2 separate regions of the Mus musculus genome follow, and region 1 is linked to region 2. The links are chromatin contacts, found by Hi-C or POLR2A ChIA-PET in ENCODE. All regions are on one chromosome and are shown on one strand. The core of a region is the stretch at or near the end of the contact, and the rest is flanking DNA. Distances in the headings are between cores, read along the strand shown. Region 1 holds the start of Slbp (stem-loop binding protein). Region 2 holds the start of Ctbp1 (C-terminal binding protein 1).

Region 1 (2,965 bases), core at 203-2,702, 380 kb before region 2:
CCAGACCCTATGGTGTTGGGTAGACACTGACAGTTGAGAGGGTCACCAGGGTGCCACTCTAGTGTGAAGTCCTCTTCTAGGGTATCCTGGTGACTGTGGCTAGCCAAGGGGCCACTTCTTGGTAGGAAGGTATGACAGAGTACTTTCCCAAGTTCCTCACGAGGGTTGCATATGCTTTAGAGGGTCCACAATGCTTTTGTTGTCTTGTCCTGCTTCTCTAGTCCAGGGGAGACCAAAAGCTCATACTCCTAACCCTAGGAAAGGGTTTTAGGGAGCCAAGGACCAGAGAGCCACAGGACTATCCAGAAAGAAACCCATCAGGGGTGTAGCACAGGGTTAGCCAAGCCCCTGTGGGGTGCTTGGATCAGGAGAGGATACCTCAGTGGTTAAGGTTCTGATGGACGCACATATACATAGATGTACTCACTTATCTATGGTACAGATGGGTGGGGAAGAGGTTGCTCTTTACTCTCCATCTCTGACACAAAGTGTAGCTGCTAGAGGGATGACCTCTCCTTCAACTTGTCCTGAAGCACTTACATTTAGTTGTTGAAAGCAGTAGTAGCAGACCAAGCTAGCCCCTTATCCAGCCAACACTGCACCTAACCCCAGGGATTTGCTACCAGAGCAAACTCAGTTCTGCCTGTCCCTGAAGTATGACCAGGAGACAGCCAGTTTCAAGGGCTGTCTGCCTAGCAGAGGCCAAGTGGTTTGAAGTTATTTTTAACCACAGAAGAGTTAATTTTATACAAATAAATGTAAATGTAGTTAAATGATACAGTATTTAATAAAGTGTTCCTTTTCAAGTGATGTACTTCATTTTGTTTAACCTGGTAGTAAAACCAAACTTTTGCAGTATTTTACATAGTGGCTGCAGGATGTTGGGAAAGTCAGATGAATATAGTCACAGATCAGAAAGTCGTATAAGAAACCAGTGTCAGTGCTTGGTACGTTCAGAAGGACAAGCCCTTAGATGGCTCCACATAGTTACCACCATCCCACCCTCTCACGCTGCTCTGGGCCAGATCCACTCTTAAGGGAAGGGTCATGATTGCCCACATAGGACAGGTGGGATCTGCAGGGGCCTGGCCTGCGTGCTGGAGACTCAAGCACCAGAGGCAGGGCAGATGGCCTTGCGGGGAAAAAGAGGCCACTAAGTTATTTGGCTGTTAATGGATGGCTTGTACGGTTTTAAAGCTATGGGTATAAGCTAGAGGCGGGCTCTCCCGCCTTACTGTGGCGGTGGGTAGGAGGGGCCGGTCGGGATCTTGGACTGCATCTCGGTGGGCCGGCCCTCGCCGTGGCCACACCTCCTGACTTTGAGAGGCAGTGGCGCGCACTGCCCAATCTCCCGCCAATATCCCTCGGGCCCGCGAAGGGGCAACCAATCAGAGGCCCAGCTGCTACAGCGCCAGCCTCCTGGAAGGCCGTGGGGGCTGGGGGAGGTCGCCAGTTCCTTTCCGCCTTAGTCGGGCTGTTCCATTTCTCCCGCCCTTCGGACGGCCGCATTAGGCGTTGTAGTTTAGCGACTGCCCGCAATCCCAAGGCTTGGGTTGGAGCCGGGTCCGTCAGGCGGGCGCGCAGAGCTGAGAGGGACTCCCCTGCAGGTGCGCGTCTCATGGTTTCGCCCTTCGCCGCGCGCGCGCGGGAGTTACCGAGGGGCGGGGCCGCTGCGCACTTAAGGGCGGTTGGGCAAGGCGAGCTCAGACCTCGTCAGTGCTGTTGCCGAGTGAAGTGCTTGCCGCCGAGCTGCCCTTCAGACTTCTGCCGCCATGGCCTGCAGACCTAGAAGCCCACCCGGTTATGGGAGTCGCCGCGACGGTGGTGCGAGGTAAGCGGGTCATGCGGTCTACGAGTCCTCGACTTCTCGCCGTCTGTAAGCTAAGGGTTCCCTGAACCATCGGTGCTTGGGGGCCCCGCCCACTGACCGCAGTCTGTGTCCTCAGCCCGCGGTCCCCTGCGAGATGGAGTCTCGGACGGAAGCGCAGAGCGGACGGAAGGGACCGGAAGCCCGAGGACTCCGAGGAAGGCGAGCTCCAGACTGCGGACCACCGACCTGAAAGGTGGGTCCCGACTCCTTGGAAACGGGTTGGTCACTCGGGGGGTTTGGAGACGGGCCAAGGGGACCCTCATCCCGTGGCACTCGGGTTTTCGAAGCTGGTGGAGTAGATTAGCTTACTCTGGAGATTCTCTTCAGTTTTGCTCAGTGTTAGAAGCATCTTACCAGCGACTGATAGGTGGCAGCAAAACTGGTTTTATCCGGAGTGGGTCAGCCTTTATATTTTTCACTCATAATGTCAGTAATGTCAAGGACTACTACTATGAACATCTTGTTAAAATGTTTCGACCTCCAACCCTCCCCTGCTTCCGGGGCGGGGGTGGGGGGGAGAGAGAGAGTGAGTGTGTGTGTGTGTGTGTGTGTGTGTATGTGTATTGGGGCGAGAAATTAGGTTTTATTACCTGAGTGAAAGCGAGATACAAACCAAAATTGAGTCCTAGATTATTCATACTTGTAGTTGGGTCCTTCCATTTGATAAGCTTTTGCCACGGTGTTTAGATTTTTTTCCCTGAGGCATTGTGCTTAAGTCAGTGAGGTCCCTTGGTAGCCTGATGGAGGCGGGCTAGCAAGTGAAATAGTAATTCAGAGAGACCAGGAGTGCCTTAAGAGTAAGCTGGTGATGTGAACTCTTCAGGGAAGTGCTCTCTTTGGGGACCTTTGTGTAGTGATTGATGAGAAAAGCGATCTCAGAAATTTTGACCATACCTTCTTTTATGGGCTATGGTGTTTGCTAGATGGCTGACTAGAAGGGAGGATAAGATAAGCATGGGGCTGCCAAGCCCAGTGAAGGGAATTAGTGACTTAACTCAGTGACTTCTGAATACACAGGCAATGTTGATTGAGGATAGAAAAGTCAGCCTGATTGAAACCCTTGACCATTTCTGTTGATGCCAGTCATTTCTCATG
Region 2 (2,868 bases), core at 46-2,545:
ACATTTACATTTCCAATGCTATACCAAAAGTCCCCAATACCCACACCCCCCCCACTCTCCTACCCACCCACTCCCCCTTTTTGGCCCTGGCGTTCCCCTGTACTGGGGCATATAAAGTTTGCAAGTCCAATGTGCCTCTTTCAAGTGATGGCCTATTAGGCCATCTTTTGAGCCCTAAGGGTTTTTATACAAGCCCTGATATAATCCCTCACAAGGATGGAGTGATGTGGTGGTCCTAGTCACAATGTGCAAGAAAAAGTGGGAATTTGGGCAGCCTGAGAAGGAATAGGAGGTGTCACTCTGCCATGGAGTTGCTATGTTAGGATGGAACAACTGGGAGGAGCCCTTTGGATGGATCTGTAGGGAGTCACCTGCAGCTCGAGAAAACTGGAACAGACCAGGAGAGACAGTCCAGGATAGGGGTGGGGATTAAGGGAAAGTGTACATCTGCTGGCTTTCCCCCCTAGCCCTCAGTCTATTTAGGAAATACTGTAGCAGGTTTGAGACTCCACCTGTTAGATCTTTTTCTCCATCCATGTCTGCCAATAGATGGAATTGGAAGGTATTTTCAAAGCATTTTTTCTGTAAACAGATGCCCAGGCCCTTGTCATCCCTCATTGATACTGCCCACCTTTCTCAAAGATTTGATTTTCAAAACTCGTAACCATATGGCCTTCAGCATCCTTCAGTTTGGACTGTTCCCGTGATGTTATTATTATTATTATTATTAATTATTATTATTATTTTATTTTATTTTATTTTTTTTTATTTTTATTTTTTTTAACAGCTAAGCGGTATCCCTCGCTACGCCTGTCTGACAGTCCCACCAACAGTCAGTCGCTTACTCTGGGGTGGCCAGCGGGCATCTGTCCCTGCGCACAGATCACTTTCCCTGGCTGGGGCGCTGTCCAGCTCCTGGGTCCTGGGTCCGCGGCCCCAGCTCTAGCGCACAAGGGGCCGAGTGAACCGCTCTCGCTGTCCTCTTGAGGCCCCGGCGACTAGACTGGTAGCGCCCCACGCGGATGGGCTGCTTCACCACTCAGGCTCCGGCCCAGGTCACCGCGCCAAGGAGTGGCAGGGGCGCAGTCCGGGGTACGCGCAGGGGAGGGGAGGCCGGGGGCGGGTACAGCTGGGGGCGTGTCCAGGAAGGGAATCCAGCCTGGGAGGGGCGCTGGGGGTGGGGGCCGAGCGTCGGGCCGGCGGGCAGCTGGGCCCCTGAGCCGCCCGCGTACGTCCAGCGCGCCGCCTTGCCTGCAAACAGCAGACCAACCGAGGCCACGCCCGCGCGCGCGCGCCGCGTGTCCCCGCCCGCTCGTCGGTCGGAGCGCGGCTGGCGGCGCGGTGGCGGCTCGGCACGGCGGTGGCCGGGCGCAGGCGGCCGGGCGGAGTAGCAGACTGCGCCGAAGCCGCCCCAGGCGCAGGGCTCGCGGCGGCGGAGAGCGCCGGACTCATCGGGGCCCGCGGCCACCCGCACCTTTCAATGGGCAGCTCCCACTTGCTCAACAAGGGCCTGCCGCTGGGTAAGGCCGCGCGCGCGCATTTCCGGCTGCGGGCGGGGGGTGGAGGGGCGGGGGCGGGGCGGCCGGGCGCGCGCGGCGCTGGCTTTGTGTGCGAGTGCGCGTGCGCGCTCGCTGCGCGCGCGCCTGGTTGGGGGGGAGAAACCCAGGAGGCCAACGGGTGATGCGCATGCGCGAACTGCTGCACGCGCGTGCGCGTCCCTATTTTCCGATGCCCGCTCGCGACCCGCGCAGGTGACAAAGGGGCCTGTGGTGGTGCGACCCAGACTGTGACCGAGCCGGGCCTGTCTTCCTGGCCCGGGGTCCCGCGAGGATCCTTCTCGTGGACACCCAGCCGGGACCTAGGTGTTCCCGGAGTGACGAGCCTGCGGATTCCGCATGGGCCTCGGGTCGGCAGATCCGGGAGCGGGTAGTCTCTAGAGGTGGCGCTGAGGGAACATGGGTGGCCTACATGCCTATCACCCCTCTGGTCGACTTAGTGATGCTCAGCTTGGCACCTGGATTTGGACCACTTACGTTTTTTTTTATTCATTTATGAAAGTCCTTAAGCCACAGGGGTCCTGCCTGTGGAGGGCAGTCCTTCCTTGGCTGCGTTCCCTGGCCGCGTAGCCTGGCGCACGCGCAGCGAAGACGACCCCACCTTCGGGCGGGGCAGCCGAGAGGTTTCGGATTAGGGAGGAGCCTTTTGCCCACCGTCCAAGTGCCCTACAGTGTCCCTCTCTTTGGCGCTTCCACTTTAATGACCACACGGCTTGACCCCCAGCTCTGTTCTCACAAGGGCACTGCCTTCTTCCTTATAGCCTGAAAGCTGGCAGGGGATGAATCCTCGCAGCGTGTGCTGCCAGCAGGAAATAAGGAACTGTAGGCAGGAGGGAAAAAGGGAGGCGCCCTGTGATGGCCCACTATACCTCTTATCACACAAGGCCATTTTGCAGATCCTGTCAGTTTGTTTCAGGGTGTGGCGGGGTAAGGCCCTCCAGGCCTGCCTTCATCCTGGACTGGTGGTGGGTACTCCTCCCCTACACTGCACCTCTTCAGAGCTGAACTCCCTGGAGGCTCATGTGTATACACACACACACACACACACACACACACACACTTTTGTAGGAAGAGGCTCTGCACCCAAACCAGCAGGGTTATAGTCCAAATTTCCCATGGGGTAGGGAGGGCAGGCCCAGCCCATTGCCTTCCAGAAATCAGCAGGACAGCCTTGCCTGTCAAACCTTTCCTGGCCCAGGGTTATGTCCCTTGTCGTGTTGAGCTTTTGATTGATTAGGACAAATTTGCCTTGTAGGAAGGAAAAGGGAAGGAGTTTAGCTGTCCAGTATTTAGGAAAGTGAACCCAGTGAGC

The links. Hi-C counts contacts between places; a loop is a spot of excess contacts on that map. ChIA-PET counts read pairs that join two places held with the same protein, here RNA polymerase II (POLR2A).
Region 1: a map of left cerebral cortex shows a loop between it and region 2 (2.4-fold over the local background). The contact joins the promoter of Slbp here to the promoter of Ctbp1 in region 2. A Hi-C loop is called at or near these places in 1 of 37 maps with a recorded cell type or tissue (left cerebral cortex). POLR2A ChIA-PET finds 5 or more read pairs at or near these places in 3 of 5 experiments (Patski and embryonic stem cell).

What each region holds. Positions count from the first base shown.
Region 1 is chr5:33,651,061-33,654,025 of GRCm38, reverse strand. Slbp (stem-loop binding protein) reads left to right here and starts at 1,452. Exons shown (of 8, transcript NM_009193.2): 1 at 1,452-1,831; 2 at 1,947-2,063. The coding sequence starts at 1,773. Tmem129 (transmembrane protein 129) reads left to right here. Exons shown (of 4, transcript NM_026698.3): 4 at 1-810.
Region 2 is chr5:33,273,431-33,276,298 of GRCm38, reverse strand. Ctbp1 (C-terminal binding protein 1) reads left to right here and starts at 1,295. Exons shown (of 10, transcript NM_001198861.1): 1 at 1,295-1,520.